2 separate regions of the Homo sapiens genome follow, and region 2 is linked to region 1. A link is a contact called in ENCODE Hi-C or POLR2A ChIA-PET data. All regions are on one chromosome and are shown on one strand. The core of a region is the stretch at or near the end of the contact, and the rest is flanking DNA. Distances in the headings are between cores, read along the strand shown.

Region 1 (5,207 bases), core at 1,068-3,567:
TCCACTTTTTTCAAAACCAAATCATTCTCTGGACAGGTTTATATAGTCACACATTTAAAGTAAGTTACTGTAATTTAAAAATTATGGAGGTATTTTTATATAATTTAGTTCCATTGCAAAACTCACTCCAGTGGAAATTACCTTCCAGGCAGCCAACTTCTTCAAGAAAACTTCCCTGGTTTATGAAGACAAAGAAGTTTCTGCCATCTTCTATGGAAGTCACCCCCAACAACAAGAGCATGAGAACCAGAACCACAAGTCCATTTTGGACAACACCAGAAGATATCTGTAACTCAGAACCCGCTTGTACAAGAGGGCAGTGGCAGGAAAGGTCAAACCAACTGCCCAATTAAAGGCTCAGGAACCCACGGCCCCAGCAATGGCTGAGGGTGAGCCAGAAATGCAGGCTGCAAGCAAGGGAGGGATGTGGGTCTGGGTAAGGGCCAGAGTCTTCCGATCTAATTGTCAAGAAGCTGGAGGGAATTATTCAGAGAAACTGAACAGAGAGCCTCCGGATATGCGGACGCCAAGTGCAGAGGAGGGCCATGTACCAAACCAGACCCAGAGGACTGGGTGCAGGTCTGTATCTTGAATGGGGAAGCCTCTAGCCCCAGCCTGTGTAAAATCATGTTACTGAGTTTCCCTAATTAGTTCAGCAGTGAGCCAATATTTCCATGTCCTTAATGATGAAAACATCATAATCCATAAATAGGATTTATTCAAAAGTTGCGATACACAGTCATGTGTCACATAATGACATCTTGCTCAACAATGGGCCACATGCATACATGACAGTGGTCCCGTAAGGTTATATTGGAGCTGAAAAATTCCTATAGCCTAGTGACGTCTTGATGATTCTGACCCTGTGAAGGCCTAGGCTAGCATGTGTGTCTGTGTCTTAGTTTTTAACAAAAAGTTAAAAAATATTTAAATAGGAAAAACGTTATAGAATAAGGATATAAAGAAAAAAATTTTTTGTACAGCTGTATGATGTGTTTATGTCTTGAGCTAAGTGTTATTGCAAGACTCAAAAAGTTTTAAATGGTTTAAACGTTTATAAAGTATAAAAGTTATAGTCAAGTCAAGGTTAATTTGTTGTTGAAGAAAGAGAAATAGTTTTTATAAATTTAGTGTAGCCCAAGTGTACAGTGTTTATGAAGTCTACAGTATTGTACAGTAATGTTCTAGACCTTCCCATTCACTCACTACTAGCTCCCGGACTCATCCAGAGCAACTTCCAGTCCTGTAAGCTCCATTCATACTACATACTCTACCAAGCTGTACCATTTTTAATCTTTTATACAATATTTTTACTGTAGCTTTTCTATGGTTAGTTATGTTTAGATACACAAACACCATTGTGTTACAATTGCCTATACACAGTATTCAGTATAGTCACATACTATACATGTTTGTAGCCTCAGAGCCATAGGCCACACCATACAGCCTAGGTGTGTGGTAGGTTCTACTATTTGGGTTTATGTAAGTGCCCTCTGTGATGTTTGCACAGGGACAAAATCACCTAACAACTCATTTCTCAGAAAGTATCCCTGTCATTTAGTGGTGCATGACTAAATGGTGCATAATCATATTAGGAGGTTGAGTTTAAGAGAGGCAAGTTGTGAAGAGCTTTATCTACCCACTTTAATAGGAAATTTTAGGCAATGTGGAGATATTTGAAAATATGGAGGTAAATAGAAGATATAAAATGAAAGTTCCTGAAAGTGGTTGCCTCTAGGAACCAGGGAGAGGGAGGGGTGTTATATGTGTGGGGATTGATGTTTCTTGTTATAAGCTTTTAAGCACTAATTGACTTTTTAATGATGCAAGTGTGTTTCTTTGATAAAATTAAAATTGAGGGAAAAGAGAAAATTGCGTAAGCACTTCTCTACTACTTAATTTATGTACCTTATGAATTGGATTTCCATAAATGGGTTTTGTCCAAGCAGGCTACTCGTGGAGATTGCAGATCATAAATAAGAATTGCTGATATTAAGGAGGTAATTAATTGGCCAGTAGCCAAGGAGAGACCCTTCATTCCTAATAAAGGAGTCCAGGCTCCAGCTTGAAGAGTCAGGATCTCTATTGTGGGCTTCGTTCTTGCCAGGATTTGAAGAGAAACCCTTTACTAATCCACACTTTGCAACACAATCCACCTGATGAGTCACTGATACTGTTGGTGAGAGCCTAAATAATCATCATTCCAACTAGAAGAATGCTCGTGCTTGCTCTCTGTTGCCATAGAAACAGTGCAGCTCCAGTCTCCCTGTTGCTTTGGTAACCCACCCCCCTTTCCTCACATCACTACTGCTGGGGTATTTTGCTGCCAAGATAATGGTCTCTATTATGGATTGAATGTTAATGGGCAGTCCTTTACCCCAGACTACACCCAGCCCCTTCTGCAGCTCCACATTTGAAGGCCTTGTCTAAGTGGCATCTCAATGAGATGGTAATAGATACTTGAATCAGATGGAGAGGAGCTGTAGTGATGGGGGTGGGAGGGGATAGAAGAAGCGTTCAGCTTCTAATCTTGAAAAGGGAGGACTCGGAACTTGGAGAGGCAAAAATGAGGAAATCATCCATTAGAGTGCCTCAGCTGTGTATGAAGTCCTAAAGCCATTTCTTCCAGTCAATAAAAGGTAATGCTAAGTAAGGTTTATTGAGGAATGAATATATGCTGGATACTGGGTTAAGTACTTTTTGCCTATTTAATCCTATTTTACAGAAGAAATGGATAAGGAATCTGTTCAATGTCACAGAGGTTCAGAATTCAAACTCAAATCATAGTCACTGCACTAAGCTACTGCTCACTTGAGAATGGAACAAGCAAGGGTGGCATCAGAGAGTGCCCTTACACTAAAAGAGCTTACTTTTCAACTGGAAAAAGACATTTAACACAAAAGGGGAAAAATTAGAAGATGACATCTTATAGACCGTGTGAAGTGCAAAGTTCTGGTGCCATGTTCACAAAGAGGCGAAAGTGGGCGAGACATTACAACGGCCTTTCCATAGGAAAAAAAGAAAGAGGGCTCCTGCAGACACTGAGAGGAATCTAGGAGACAGGAGTTGCCTGATTTAGTCTCAAACCTGATACAGCAAGAATCAGGGGCAAGTTCAGGCATCAGCCCCAGAGCAGGTGTTTAACCTGAGTCACCCTGGACTGATGATGGGTTTTCAGTTGTCAGCAAAGTAGAAATTTGGCTCCTCTCCTCTTCGTTTGAAATTCAAATTTTCTTGATACTGCCTCTTTTACTTTGAAATTCAAAAAAAAGTTGAAGTTTCATATGAAATTGTTTTAAATTTTATGGCTCTCAATTTCACAATCCAATAACCCTGTTTAGTTTACAAGATTTTTTTTAGCCACCTAAAGTCCTCATGGCATTAAGTGGAGTATAAATCTTCAGAAATAGAATTTCTATGGTGTCCTGATTTTTTAAAATCAGAATTACGATGCTTCGACTTGTCCTTCTGTATCTTCTAATTCTTCCCCCATTCTCCTCCTTTAACACTCCAGGGCATGGAAGTCATCCAACAGCTGCTGGAGGGACTGTGCAGAGTTACGACGGAGACAGTGACTCCTCCAAAGGGGTCTCGAGGGTAAAGCATCTTGATGTCTTTATCTGCAGGGTCTTTTCAAGCCCAAAGCAGTGGTTCTCAATCCTGAGCTCGTTCTAGTCATCTCCGAGAATAAACATGTGCAATTGTCAATGCCAAATCAATATATATTGGTTTAAAATGTTTATAATACAGATGTATGTTGTCAGGAAATCTTGGAGGGAGGTGAATGCCACAGAACACCTGACAGTAATATCAATTGTTGGCTAAATGATAGCTTGCACGTGAGACTGTCTAGATTCAAATCCAGCCCAACTTCTCTCTGTCTCTGTTTCTTCTCTTTCCCAGTAGCTGTGTAACCTGGGGTAAGTCATTTCATTCTCTTAAGTCTCAGCTTCCTCTTCTGCAAAATGGAAGAAAAGGAAAGTCATATTTTTGTGCAGATTAAATGAGACAATGCATGAAATAGATTATAGTGGTACCTGGAATGTAATGCTTAATAGATATTAACGTTTTTATTCTTAGAAAAACAAATCCACTAGATGTTTAAGGTCCTCAAAAAGATTCATCTCTCCTAGCGACTGGCCTTCTGTGCATTTTTTCCTGTTTCAGTTTGTGAACTTTGGAATACAGGATTTCCTAACACTTCCTGCTACTGCTCTCTTAAGCTCCTACCTGGATTTGGTCATTGAGGCCCTGATGTTTCCAGTTTTTTACCTTGCTTCATCCTTGCATCTACCTACTCAGCATCCTACATCTTGATTTCTATGGCTCTGCTTCTAGACCTAGGATAAACCCTGATCTTAGTTACTCCCTTGCTCAGGAATAGATTTCTTATATTCTTGATGGTGGACTTGGGTGAGATGGTGGATCCAGGATTATAATTAAAAAGAGTAGGGAAGGAACCTAGGGCCTTTGTAAAAAGAAATCAGATGTCTTAGCATCTGGCGAATTGGAAACTGCTGCCCCAGAATGCAGAGGATGATTTGCTCATGAACTATACTGTGTCTGGTGTAGGGGTTATATTTTAGAAAGTTCTAGCAGGAGGGTAAGTTTGTTTTGAATAGTTTTGTTGAATAACAATCCCCTCATGTATAAGAAAGCCTTTTTCTGTAACAGAGCATGCAGCCTGGAGCAATTAGGAAAAGGAGAACCCACCTAGTCACTAGAGTAACTGAATCAATTTTGGAGATTCCCTGGGGTGATAGGTGGCAGTACCTCAACATGCCCACTATGTTTGCAACACTATGGGTTGCAAAAAGAAAGAGAAAAAGCTTAAATATCACCCTCAATGAACAAATGAAATTGTTGAGGCTGGGCATATAGAATTAGAAAATTTTATAGAGAATAGGTATGCTAAATATATATATATACATATATATGTATATATGTGTGTATTTCTGTATGTGTGTGTGCATGTGTAACAAACTATACAGACAACAGAGTTTGAAAGATAATTGCCAAAATATGATAGAGCTGAAGCAGAGTGGTTTGGGAGGTGAGGTGAGGTAGTACTAAAGGTAATCATTTATGTTTGGTGCTTGAAAGGCATCAAAATATCCTGGAAAGAGTACACCAACTTGGAGCGTTCCAGCTGCAGCTCAATCCTCACCTTGCTGTGTGAACTTGGAGTAGACACTTTCCCTCCTGCA
Region 2 (5,207 bases), core at 1,570-4,069, 48 kb after region 1:
CAATCCTACATCGTACCAGGAGAATGGAAAATTTTAGTGAGCAGTGCTAATGACTAGCTCATATGCGAAAGGTGAAGAATTTGCTTCTCCCTTAGCTGGTACATGAAATCAAGAATTTCAGATTTGGAAGTTTGGTCACAGCCTGAGCTCTCTGCACAAAGGAAGAAAATTGGCTCTTGCTGATAATGTATGTGTCTTAGTCTGTTGGGGCTTTGTATTCGTTCGTTTTCACTTTGCTATAAAGAACTACCTGCAACTGGGTAACTTATAAGTAAAAGAGATTTAATTGACTCACAGTTCTGCATGGCTGGGGAGGTCTCAGGAAACTTCCAATCATGGCAGAAGGCAAAGGAGAAGCAAGGCATGTCTTACATGCTGGTAGGAGAGAGGGAGAGAGAGAAGGGGGATGCACTGTACACTTATCCAACAACCAGTTCTCATGAGAACTCTATCAGGAGAACAGCAAGGGGGAAATCCTCCTCCATAACTCAATCACCTCCCATCAGGCCACTTCTCCAACAGGTGGGGATTAAAATTCAACATGATGTTTGGGTGAGGACACAGAGCCAAACCATACCAAGCTTCCATAACAAAATAGAATAGAATAGACAGAGTGGCTGGAAGGACAGGAATTTATTTCTTATAGTTCTGGAGGCTGGGAAGTCCAAGATCAAGGTTCTGACACATCCCATGCTTGGCAAGGGCCTGCTTCCTGGCTTGTAGATGGCAGCCTTCTTGCTGTGTACTTGTGAAGGGAGAGCTCTTGTGTCTTCTTTTCTTATAAGATAAACTTATGTCATCATGAGGGCACCACCCTCATGGACTTATCATTACCTAATAACCTCCCAAAGGCCCTGCCTCCAAACACCATTACCCTGGGGTTTCTGCACCAACATATGAATTTAGGAGTGAGGCACGAATGTTCAATCTCCAGTAGTCCCTCCTATCATGTGGCCTTTCAGAGCCGGCTTTATTTCTGAACACTCTAATCACCCTGCAGTGGAGGAACGGTAGACAATAAGATCTCCAAAGATTCTGCCAACCAAATAAATGTACCTTAATTTCCATTACTTTAGGACCCTAGGAGCCACAGCAGGAGACAGGTCCCAGGAGCCAAAGTAACTATAAAATTGTCTGGAAGTTCAAAGAAACAAAGGATCAATGAGGGATGAAGTAAATTCACACTGAGGGATGGCTTGTCCCGAGCCTGGAGGAAGTGTTGGTTGGATGAGCGGAGAGAGACAAACTTGGTATTACAGATCACGCAGCTGCTGTGCTTCCTCAGCAATAAAACCACAAAAGAGACATGCTTAATCTCCCTGAATCTCAGTTCCCTAAAGCACATGCCTGAAAATGCTCAGAGACCCATCAAGAAAAGCTACTGGGCTCCTATGTACCTGGACTGGGGCCACAAAAAACCCTCAGAAGGCAATCGAGAAATCAGGACTTTGATTTTTAATGACGGTGGGAAAACGCCAGGAGAAGGATGGGCAGAAAAAGAAAGATGAAAGATTTTAAGCATCTCTGATGAAAGAGCCTGAGTGAGGTGCATGTGAAAAGAGGTGGATGAGAGACACAGAAAGCAAAAGTAATGAGGCAGTGCCAGTGGAGGTGGGGAAGAGAGCAGGCATCAAAAGAGGAGGGTGTCCTGTGAAGTGCAAAGGTGGGGAAGTGCGTGCCAGAGACCAGCTATGCAGGGCTCCCACTGGCTGGCTGCTCCCTCCTTGGAGAGAGGAGAGATTGGCTCATCTCTATGACTTGTACGGCTCGGGCCTCTGAGTGGGCAGAAGGGATAGGTGCAGGATTTGGCTAATGACTGTCTGGTCTTCACCATTTCTCTGTATATTCTGGAGAGCAAGGGTTAAGGAGAGCTGCTTTATTTTGCCTACCCAGGATCCATTTCTTCCTCCTCTGCTCACAGCAGATTTCCATCTGGGAGCCCCGCTTACCAATGCTTTGCTTCCTTCCACCATTACTCCAAAGCTGGGCACATTACCCAGGTTTTGCCCATGAGATACAGGATCAACTAAGTGGTTGGCTTGGGAGTTGACATGGGACCCAAACTGGACCAATCATGCCAACATCATCAACTCCAAGACTTGGCTAGAATGATGGAAGATAGGTCCTCTTTTTCTCCTGTGGCTAAGCTAAGTAGGATGTCATTCTGAAGCTCCTACTGCGTGGGGAGAGTGTGAGAATGCAACAATAGGAGGAACCTAGGCTGGGCTTAGCTTGGGGGGCAGGGGGCGGGGTTGAGGGCCTGGATTCAGCAGCGCTTGAGGCTGGACATATCCTTGGGCATCTCCGAATTATGGATCCCCACATTCCTGTTGTTCCTCAAGAATGCCTGAGCTGGATTTCTGTCACTGAAAGCGTCTTAATACAGTTTCCACCTCTTCCGGTGGCAAGCTCACTCTCTGCCCAGGTTTCTTTGAGTATACTAGTTTGATTTCTTCCCGTGGCCACTGCCCAAATCCAGGGCCTTGATGTGTGGTTTGAATCCTAGCTCTTCTATTTCCTAAATGTAAGGCTTTGAGTAAGTTACTCAAACTCTCTGTTTCCTCATCTGTAAAATGGGGACAGCACTATCTCATCAGGTTGTCTGGGAAACTAAATGAGCCCATTGATGTCAATTGCTTAGAAATGTGTCTAGCACATAGTAAGCACTCAAATAAGCATTAGCTAGCTGGTGCCATGTCTTATCCTGCATGCCGACCCAGGAGGAGATGCAAAACAGTTGCCACCGCCAAATGGTCTCCCCCGCTGAGCCTGCACTTAGAATGCTGGGTTGACACAAACTTGGCTTTCCTCCCACACCTCCTGTTACTTTTAAAGCATGCAAAGGGCAAAGTGAGTAAGCGTTGATATGTGGGCCAGGATCCCAGGGTGCAGCCAGCCATGGCCCCAGGGAGGTGGGGGGGGGGATCTGCCCTGCCTTTCTGGCAGCAGGAAAGGCGTGGGCTCTGAAGGGGCACCACAGCCTGCAGGGCAGAGGCTGTCAGTCAACGGGAAGAGTTTTCCGAGGCTGGGCATTGAGCAGCTTCAAAGAGGACAGAACATAAGTACCTTTATTCTTTGAAACTTCTCTGAGATGCCTGGAGCCATATTCAAAAGTTATTTGTGGGTCTATTGGCTGCATAGTAATTGACTTACGCACCCCTGAGAATTCAGTCTCACTATGGTTTTCCGCCTCTTTATCTTAATTTTTGAAATCTTAAATTGTCCTTATAAAAAAAAAAAAAAAGACAGGCTGGGCGTGGTGGGTCATGCCTGTAATCCCAGCACTTTGGGAGGCCAAGGCAAGTAGATTGCTTGAGCCCAGGAATTCAAGACCAGCTTGGGCAACATGGTGAAACCCCATCTCTACTAAAAATATGAAAATAACTAGCTGGGCATGGTGGTGTACTCCTGTAGTCCCAGCTACTTGGGAGGCTGAGGCGAAAGGATCACCTGAGCCTAGGAGGTCGAGGCTGCAGTGAGCCAAGATCACGCCAATGCACTCCAACTTGGGTGACAGAGCAAGGCCCTGTTTCAAAAAAAAAAAAAGACAAAAGGCAAACTTTTGGGGGAGAATAAGTTAAGAAACTCTGTTGTCTCAAACAGTCTACTTGCTGGGACTATTCCTGCAGTAATGAGACCATTTCTCTTTGACATATGTCAGGGTAGCCCTCCAAATGCCCAGGATTCATTTCAATTCCCCTCATGTCAGAACACATGAGTCCTTTCTTTATGGACCCTCCACTCGCCCTGTTACCATAGAAACCACTGCCTGTGTCAGCACCTTGGAGAGGGTAGGAAGGAGGCATGAGCCGCCGTCATAGCAACACGCATCTCCACAGCAGCAGCCCACGCTCCGTGCCATCTTGTCTCCGAAGAGGAGGAATGGTTGTTGGGGATACCCGAATACTTTCCCCAGTCTGAGAAGAGAGAGCTCAATAACTTGACCCTTGCCAGTAATTCTGGCAGCTCTGCCTGGGATGGAAGAATCAGAAAGTTCATTTTCAAAGTGTTAAGATGACCATATAGGCCAGAATGCATCGGAAGCCATAAGACCAGCAAGGCCACCTGTCATTGTTGAAAGGGTTCAGGTGTTCATACTGATGTTTATGCTAACATTGTTCTCACATGACTAATACAGCATTGCAGTTAAGAGCATAAGCCCAGGAACCTGACTCCCTGGATTGGAATTCTGGCTTTGCCACTAACTGGCTGTGTCACTGTATGAGTCCATTCTCACATGGCTATAAAGACATACCTGAGACTGGGTGATTTACAAAGAAGTGAGGTTTCTTTCTAAGTTGGCATACAGTTCCATAGGTTGTGCAGGAAGCACGGCAGCATCTTCTTCTGGGGAGCCCTCAGGAAACTTACAATCATGGCGGCAGGCAACGGGGAGCCAGGTGTCTTATATGGTGGAGCAGGAGCAAGGGGCCGGGGGAGGGTGACACACACTTTTAAAACAACCAGATGTCGTGATAACTCACTCTTTCACTATCTTGAGAACAGCAGTGAGGGGATGGTGCTAACCTATTCATGAGAACTCCACCCCCATAAGCCAATCACCTCCCATCAGGGCCAACCTCCAACACTAGGGATTACAATTTGACATGAGATTTGGGTGGGGACACAGATCCAAACCACATCAGTTACCTTGGATAAGTCAACTTTGTGTCTCGATTTTCTTTTTTTTTTTTTTTTTTTCATTATACTTTAAGTTTTAGGGTACATGTGCACATTGTGCAGGTTAGTTACGTATGTATACATGTGCCATGCTGGTGTGCTGCACCCACTAACTCGTCATCTAGCATTAGGTATATCTCCCAATGCTATCCCTCCCCCCTCCCCCCACCTCACCACAGTCCCCAGAGTGTGATATTCCCCTTCCTGTGTCCATGTGATCTCATTGTTCAATTCCCACCTATGAGTGTGAATATGCAGTGTTTGGTTTTTTGTTCTTGCGATAGTTTACTGAGAATGATGATTTCCAATTTCATCCATGTCCCTACAAAGGACATGAACTCATCATTTTTTATGGCTGCATAGTATTCCATGGTGTATATGTGCCACATTTTCTTAATCCAGTCTATCATCGTTGGACATTTGGGTTGGTTCCAAGTCTTTGCTATTGTGAATAATGCCGCAATAAACATACGTGTGCATGTGTCTTTATAGCAGCATGATTTATAGTCATTTGGGTATATACCCAG

The links. Hi-C counts contacts between places; a loop is a spot of excess contacts on that map. ChIA-PET counts read pairs that join two places held with the same protein, here RNA polymerase II (POLR2A). Pooled maps may share reads with other maps.
Region 2: a map of adrenal gland shows a loop between it and region 1 (6-fold over the local background). The contact joins the enhancer-like site here to the promoter of LINC02134 in region 1. A Hi-C loop is called at or near these places in 3 of 168 maps with a recorded cell type or tissue (MCF 10A, adrenal gland and posterior vena cava), 1 of 37 single-sample maps with no recorded cell type and 1 of 50 pooled maps. POLR2A ChIA-PET finds 5 or more read pairs at or near these places in 3 of 52 experiments (OCI-LY7, PC-3 and Panc1).

The regions. Positions count from the first base shown.
Region 1 is chr16:47,963,372-47,968,578 of GRCh38, forward strand. LINC02134 (long intergenic non-protein coding RNA 2134) reads left to right here and starts at 2,318. Exons shown (of 2, transcript NR_146502.1): 1 at 2,318-2,639. It overlaps LOC105371237 (a long non-coding RNA gene), which reads right to left and starts at 2,065. Exons shown (of 4, transcript XR_933513.2): 1 at 1,909-2,065.
Region 2 is chr16:48,010,777-48,015,983 of GRCh38, forward strand. No RefSeq gene overlaps it. Among named protein-coding and RNA genes, the nearest start is that of LINC02134, 48 kb to the left of the region's middle. RefSeq lists an enhancer at 2,408-2,909. Within about 2 kb of position 2,820, at least 2 of the 41 ENCODE cell types and tissues checked have a DNase peak (open chromatin) inside an H3K27ac peak, as active enhancers do; they include PC-3, where a contact is called at or near this core.